Regions from separate parts of the Homo sapiens genome. Here region 2 is linked to region 1. Evidence: read pairs that join two places in POLR2A ChIA-PET (ENCODE). Cell type or tissue: OCI-LY7. All regions are shown on one strand.

Region 1 (4,000 bases):
GCCCAGCAATTTTTGTATTTTTAGTAGAGTCAGGGTTTCACCATGTTGGCTAGGCTGGTCTTGAACTCCTGACCTCAAGTGATCCTCCTGCCTTGGCCTCCCAAAGTTCTGGGATTACAGGTGTGAGCCACCGCACCAGGCCCAGTAAACTATTTTAAAAAATGCAAGGCTTGGTGCAGTGGCTCCCAGCGCTTTGGGAGGATCATTTGAGCCCGGGAGTTTGAGACCAGCCTGGGCAACATAGTAAGGTCATGTCTCTACCAAAAAAAAAAAAAAAAAAAAAAATTAAAAATTAGCTGGATGTGCTCTGGTGCATGCTTGTAGTCCCAGCTACTTGAGAGGCTGAGGTGGGAGGATTGCCTGAGCCCTGAGGGTTGAGGCTGCAATGAGCTGTGATCCCACCACTGCCCTCCAGCTTAGAAGACAGAGTGAGATCCTGACTCTAAAAAAAAAGGAAAAAAAATTAAAAATTAAAAAAAATTTAAAAAATCATCTTGTGGCGATCCAAGCAGAAATATTTATACATAAAATGGTATCTAAGACTTCAAAATAACCATATTGGGCGAGTGCCGTGGAGATGAAACAAATTTGGCTCCAACTTGATGCCTGCTAAGGCTGAATGATAGGTATGTGGGGCTTCAGAAGTACTCTTCTACTTGTGTATATATTTGATTCTTTTTCAGAGTTAAAACAAATAAAAACGACCGCCCCACTTTGTTTATTTATTTATTTCCCCCCGCCTCTCTCTTTTTTTTTTGAGACAGAGTTTCACCTCATCGCCTAGGCTGGAGTGCAATGGCATGATCTCGGCTCACTGCAACCTCTGCCTCCCAGGTTCAAGCGATTCTCGTGTCTCAGCCTCCCAAGTAGCTGGGATTATAGGCGTGCGCCACCATGCCTGGCTAATTTTTGTATTTTTAGTAGAGATGGGGTTTCACTATGTTGGCCAGGCTTCTCTCGAACTCCTAGCCTCATGTGATCTGCCCACCTCGGCCTCCCAAAGTACTGGGATTACAGGTGTGAGTCATCACGCCTGGCCTATTTTTCTCTTTTTTAAAATGTATTGTTTCTCTTATTAAAAATTTTTTGGGACCTCTCCAGTTTGATTGACAATTTGACTGCATGAAATTTATCCAACAGAGATCACCTAAGTTGAACATGTGTACGCCTAAGTATGGGCCAGGATATTCCCTCTGGCATGATTTATAGTAGCAAACAAGGGCAAACAACCTAAAAGTCCGTCCATGGGGGGTGGTTAAATAAATGATGGTAAAGCCATACAAAGGAATATTGTGTGGCTCTTAAGAAGAAGGTAGCAATATGTACACATAATACAGAATAATCCCCAAGATTTATTATTTAGTATAGGTTAATATACTCACTTAAATAGAAATGTAGAAGTGTATACAAAAAATAGTGTGGGCCAGGCATGGTGGCTCACGCCTGTAATCACAACACTTTGGGAGGCTGATGCGGGCAGATTGCTTAAGCCCAGGAGTTTGAGACCAGCCTGGGGCAACATAGCAAGACCCTGTCTCTACCAATAATTAAAAAAAAAAAAAATTAGCCAGGTGTGGTAGTGCGTGCCTGTGGTCCCAGCTACTTGAGAGGCTGAGACGGGAGGATCACTTGAGGCCAGGAGTTGGAAGCTGCCGTGAACTATGATTGTGCCACTGCACTATAGCCTGGGCATCAGAGTGAGACCCTGCCTCTAAAAAGAATAAAGTTAAAAAACAAAAATAGAACACACCTCCCCAGGTAAACAAATGCAGGGGTAGTAGCTAAAGCACTGTCACTGTAAATGAACAGCCACACCTGGTGACTAGTAGGCCCCCAGGTATCCCCCTGGGCTGGGTTTCAGGGATGGGGCCCTGCCATTCCTTCTGGCACAATCCTAGAGCTGGCCTAGGGTCCACTGAGCTCACTTGCCTCTTTTGGCCCCGATGCAGTGGGCACTTCTCCACCTGCACATGTTCACCTCCAGGAGGCAGGCTGGGAAAGAAGCTTGTTACAAAGAACAAACGTTTCCAGGTAAACACTGTCAGCTGTGATGGCATAAAACAGGTCCCCATGTCTGATCATACGGTTTTTTTTCCCCACACACGTTTTTTCTATTGTACTTTTGGCTTCACGCTTCTCTATTTTCAATGAAGTGAAGAAGAACCTTATTTCAATAAGCTTTTTGAAAAATTAGAATCAGGGGCTGAGTTGAAAGAATAGAATGAAATAGAGCTCTACAATGTATTAATATGGGAAATCTACAAGATACAGTAAGTAATGAAAACAATGACTCGATGTCATTTGTTAGGAAGATAGGTACTTATACACGCTGGCACAAAAAACAAACAGGGACAGTTTCCTCTGGGGAGGGATCAGGGGCAAAGGGACAATTTAATTTCACATTTTAAAGTGTCTGCATTTTTGTTTTAAAAGACTGTTTTCCAGCCTGGGCAACATGGAGAGACCCTCACCTCAGGTTCGGGAGGCTGAGGTGGGGGGATTGCTTGAGCCTGGGAGGTTGAGGCTGCAGTGAGTCGTGATTGCACCACTGCACTCCAAGCCTGCGCAACAGAGCAAGACACTGTCTCAAAAAAAAAAAAAAAATTGTTTACAGTGCTTTTATGTTCATGGCAAAATTGAAAGGAAGGTACAGAGATTTCTCATATACCCTTTGCCCCCACTCCATGCATAGGAGTATTTGGATCTTTAAACCATGATTTACATGCTATAACATTTATTAAAAAATTAATTTAAAATGTTAAAATATGCTAAAAGAAAAGAAAAGAATCTGGGAGGCTGAGGTGGGAGGGTAGGAGGATCGCTTGACATCAAGGCTACCGTGAGCTGTGAGTGCACCAGGGCAATCCAGCCTGGGAGACAGAGTGAGACCCTGTTTCAAAAAGAACCAGTAATTGATTTGTTGACTGCATGAAATTACTTTCCTGGCTGGGCGCGGTGGCTCACGCCTGTAATCCCAGCACTTTGGGAGGCCGAGGCAGGTGGATCATGAGGTCAGGAGATCAAGACCATCCTGGCTAACACGGTGAAACCATGTCTCTACTAAAAACACAAAAAATTAGCCAGGCGTGATGGAGGGCGCCTGTAGTCCCAGCTACTCGGGAGGCTGAGGCAGGAGAATGGCATGAACCTGGGAGGCGGAGCTTGCAGTGAGCCGAGATCGTGCCACTGCACTCCAGCCTGGGTGACAGCGAGACTCTGCCTCAAAAAAAAAAAAAAAAAAAAAAAAAGGAAAAAAAGAAATTACTTTTCCTTCAGTTTCCTAGTTGGCTCTGTGTTACTTCTGGAAAGCTTGTGGATCTCTGTGGAACAGAATTTCCTAACTGTGCTTTTAGCAAACTATCAGCTACATGATGGTAGGGGGATGGAGTTCTTGTTTTGTTGTTACTGTGTTTTACACCTTTCATCAGTGCTACCTGGATTTGGTGGCAGGAAATAGTCAAACAATAAAAATAATACCTAATATTTGCTGCCTATTATGTGTCTGGGTTCTTTCCATGTACTAATTTATTTAGTCTCAGAGTAACCATTGATATAGATGCTGCTATCCCTATTTTTTTATTATTATTATACTTTAAGTTCTAGGGTACATGTGCACAATGTGCAGGTTTGTTACATAGGTATACATGTGCCATGTTGGCTTGCTGCACCCATCAACTCGACATTTACATTAGGTATTTCTCCTAATGCTATCCCTCCCCCAACCCCCCACCCCCCGACAGGCCCCTGTGTGTGATGTTCCCCACCCTGTGTCCATGTGTTCTCATTGTTCAACTCCCACTTACGAGTGAGAACATGCAATGTTTGGTTTTCTGTTCCTGTGTTAGTTTGTTGAGAATGATGGTTTCCAGATTCATCCATGTCCCTTCAAAGGACATGAACTCATCCTTTTTATGGCTGCATAGCATTCCATGGTGTATATGTGCCACATTTTCTTAATCCAGTCTATCATTGATGAACATTTGGGTTGGTTCCAAGTCTT
Region 2 (4,000 bases), 58 kb before region 1:
TTAAGTGAGGTAACATTTATGTGGCCCTGGGCATGGTGCCTAGTGGTCCATAAATGGGAACCTCTGTGATCCTCATCCTGTTGCTACCATCATTGTGATTGCTGGTGTCCCCCGAGCCCTCTCCAGGCATCTCATGACACGATAGACGAATGTTGAGTCCTGTATCAAAGACTGAGACTGACTTCCGTGCATGTGGCTCTCCCACCCATTGTCCCCTGTTCTACACAGGCAGCCCACACCTGAGAGTTTTCACTGCCACAGTTCCTCACAGAGTTGAATGGAAGTTGACAATCCTACAGATAGGTTCCCGGTCACACATGATGCTTCTGCCCACCTTTTTCTTTTGTCTTAGCAGTCAGCGTGTGGGCCGGCCCTGGCCCAGGGGCGTGCTCTCCATCTTAGCCTGTAATTGCCCAGCTTGTTCTTGTCACGCTTTCTTCAGACCTCTCATTATCCGCTCCGAATATTTCTAGCATGGGCATAACGGGGGTGAGGACTGCTCACTTCTCTGATCCGCCCTCCCACCGAGGCCAGCAGAGACCCGGGATTACTCAGTCCCTGCCGTTCCACTGCGAAGTCTTGACTCAACTCTCCCACCAGAACCAGGCACATCGCTTCTGGCTTCTTGGCCATGGGTGAAGATGTGCAGTTATTACTCCTCCTCAGAAGGGAAGACATGGGTTGGGAGGAGAGGCAGCAGTGCGCACATGGCACCGTCAGGGTCTGTGCTGATCCTGGGTGCTCAGAGGGCCTGCAGCAGCAGGTTTTGTACCAACTCTGCCGGCAACCCAGGTAGAGGCAGGCACGAGCACCTGCTAAACTCAGTTTCCACCAGCTGCATGCTGCATTGTCTCCTAAGAACAGGGTATTCGAGAGGATTGTTCAGTCTGCATGGTTTTTAAAGGCGGTTCCAAGCTAAGGAATTCCATCAGTGCTTTTTTCGCAGCCACCAAATTTAGCAGGCCTGTGAGGTTTTCATATCCTGAAGAGATGTATTTTAAAGCTTTTTTTTTTTAATGAAAAAATGTCAGACACACACAAAAGTAGAATAGTACCATGGAGTCCCCACGTACCCAGCCTGCAGCTTCAACAGTTACCACATTTGCCAACCGGAGAGACTGCCAAGGCAGGAAAAAGCCCTGGAAAGCCCACGGCCCCTTTTTCCCTTGGGTCAGAGGCCTTAGAGCTGGCTGCCAAAGCAGCCAACCAAAGGGGCAGCTCAGCTCCTTCGTGGCACCAGCAGTGTTCCTGATGCAGTTGAAGAGTTGATGTCTTTGACAACATACGGACACTGCCTGGATTACCTAGATGTCACATCTTAATTGCCAATTGATGAAATTAGGTAAATGAAAAGAAAGCACTTAAATTTCCCCTTAGAGCATTTTAACATGACATGCAATCAGGTTTTGTCTGCTAATAATTATTTCTCCCCCTCCATCCCTCCCACCAGTTTCTTTCCTGAAGTCTGTGAGGCCGCTATAAACAGGTAGATGAAGTTAGAGCAGTTATGGCCCTAAATGGTCCACAGTTGGGTATTGGCACTACCGCAGTTTCAGGTGATGTCGGCATTTTTAGAAATAGGAGGAGATGGAAAAATTACGCTTCAGCTGTTAAAAATATTTTTGGGGCATTGAGTTACTTTAAAACACGTATATTCTCTAAGCTGTTTTTATCTGAACTTGTAGAGTCTATTCATTTTCTTGTTCAGAACATTTTGTAATATGTGAAACCTTTTATAATTAAAACTCTGAACTGCAGATTAAGTCTGACTTGCAGTTTTGTAAGATTCTAATGGATTAACAGCATTTTGTTTTGCAGGATTCCTGCCAGCTCCCAGGGGCTTTGGTTATAGAAGTGAAGTGGACTAAATACGGATCCCTGCTGAATCCACAGGCCAAAATAGTCAATGTAACTGCAAATCTAATTTCATCCTCCTTTCCTGAGGTAGGCCTAACCTAGTTTAAAGGCATAGGTTAAGACAGAAGTCTAGACACAACTCAAGTGTGGTAGGTGACAGGTATTACTTTGTGAAAAAGATTATAATTTAAACCATGGGGGTTCATAAAATATTTCAGCAGTCATTCTTAGAAACACTGACGATGGTTCTACTTACATTAGCATTCTGGTTCAGATTGGATCTTTAAAATTCTCATGAAAATTATGATATTCACGTGTTAATCAGACACCCTGGTAAAATTGTTTCTCTCATCCAAGTTAATGGCCAATTAGTGCTCCAGGACCTATCAGATTCATGAACTGACAGTAGTTGGGTGAGGAAGAGAATGAAAAGTGTCTCATTGTTGTCATTCTGGGAGCACACTGGAGGGTGGGCCTTGCATCTCTCTGTTTATTACAGGCCAACTCAGGAAATGAAAGGACGATTCTTATTTCCACTGCGGTTACTTTTGTGGATGTGTCTGCACCTGCAGAGGCAGGCTTCAGAGCTCCACCAGCCATCAATGCCAGGCTGCCCTTTAACTTCTTCTTCCCGTTTGTTTGACGTAAGTGAGGAAACTACGCCCCTCCTCTGAGGTCATCCCCTTTGGAAAGTGTGCACGTGGGGCTAGAAGTCCCTAGGGGATACTGCATTTTATACTTTTTGAGGGTCTCGCTTTGTTGCCCAGGCTGGAGTGCAGTGGTGTGATCATGGCTCACTGCAGCCTTGACCTCCTGGGCTCAAGCAATCCACCCACCTCAGCCTCCTAATAGCTGGGACTACAGGTGCACACCACAACACCTGGCTAATTTTAATATAGTTTGTAGAGATGGGGTCTTGCTGTGTTGACCAGGCTGGTCTCAAACTCCTGGGCTCAGGTGCTCCTCCTGCCTCGGCCTCTGAAAGTGCTGGGATTACAGGTGTGAGCCACCATGCCTAGCCTTATTATACTTCTAACCTTTGAGGTTGCCTCCAAACCAGCACACTGCCCTTCTCCACTCCCTTCCTGCCTTTTTTCCTTTTGGAAATGTTATTCTATCTGACTTTTGAATGGGGAATATGCTTAACACATAGGTCATAGATGATAGAACCCAAAAAGTCTTTGGGGAGATGGTAAAGAACATGAACAGGACTTGAAGCAGCAGAGGCAAGGGGGATTTGGCCAGTTCATTCATCCCCTGCTTTGAGTTATTTATTTTAAAAATACTCAGTTCAGGTTTTTTCCTTTTTGGGTCCGGTTGAAATGAGTACAAAAAAATAGCAAAATATTAGATAAAATCATGCGAGAAGAGCACACAGCCCTTACAAGGGGATCTTCCCCCAAATACCTTGTTAATTATAGTGGAGTCTTGGGTCTAATTGCCATTTCTGCACCAGGCACTGTAGCTAGCTTGCTCTCCGACTGGCAGGCTGGTATGGGTGCCACAGAGGAAAGAATACAGTAGGAGGGTCCAGGGAAAAGAGAGAGTTTATTTTATACAGTAGTTGTTTTATTTTATACAGTAGTTGTACAGTAATTGAGGAAAAATGTTGTCAGGTGGCAGAAAACAATGGAGCCACCTAGAAGCTGGCTGATGCAGCTGGGGCACACAGAGGAGGGGCCTGGGTACCCCTTTTGGGGAAACTGAGACGAAGCTATTTAGAACAGCTTGAAAATAAGAGACTTTTCTAGAATGGGGTGGCAGCTAAAGTAGCTTCTTTTTCTTTCTTTCAGAATGCTCAGATGCATCAGTTCCTTAATATACACGTGAAATTTGAAAACTGTACATTCGGTGAGATTAAATTTTATATACAACTAGCAATTGTCCAGCTTTGTTGCTCATTTTCAATTAAGGCTAAAGTGTTCAACATGAGAAAATGTGATACATTTGATACAGTGTGGGGTGGGAGTGGATGGGCAGCTCTTGGTGGTACTGGACCTTCCACAAGGCTGTGTCCACCCAGAATCCATGCTGGCAGGAGGGAGGCAGAGGTATCAAACCAAACCTCTCACCAAGCGGCCCAGGAGGGGCAGCTGTTCCTCTCGTGACAGCACAGGCCCATGAGACAGTGTCTTCTTTTTGA

Evidence for each region. Peaks named below come from ENCODE experiments on the same cell type or tissue, not always from the same donor. Only the 100,000 strongest peaks of a DNase experiment are listed, where the experiment ranks them.
Region 2: POLR2A ChIA-PET joins it to region 1 with 6 read pairs; 5 of 35 experiments call an interaction of 5 or more read pairs at or near these places.

The regions. Positions count from the first base shown.
Region 1 is chr12:110,702,946-110,706,945 of GRCh38, forward strand. It overlaps a transcript of HVCN1 not described here. Among named protein-coding and RNA genes, the nearest start is that of HVCN1, 16 kb to the left of the region's middle. In OCI-LY7, a CTCF peak has its summit at 1,977 (motif pointing right); a DNase peak (open chromatin) is centred at 1,986.
Region 2 is chr12:110,645,393-110,649,392 of GRCh38, forward strand. It overlaps TCTN1 (tectonic family member 1), which reads left to right. Exons shown (of 15, transcript NM_001082538.3): 13 at 1,804-1,944; 14 at 2,357-2,501; 15 at 3,651-4,000. The coding sequence ends at 2,500. It overlaps HVCN1 (hydrogen voltage gated channel 1), which reads right to left. Exons shown (of 8, transcript NM_032369.4): 8 at 3,294-4,000. Among named protein-coding and RNA genes, the nearest start is that of TCTN1, 33 kb to the left of the region's middle. RefSeq lists an enhancer at 2,612-2,671. In OCI-LY7, no CTCF peak of the experiment used is centred here; a DNase peak (open chromatin) is centred at 2,459; H3K4me3 peaks cover 755 bases; H3K27ac peaks cover 1,382 bases.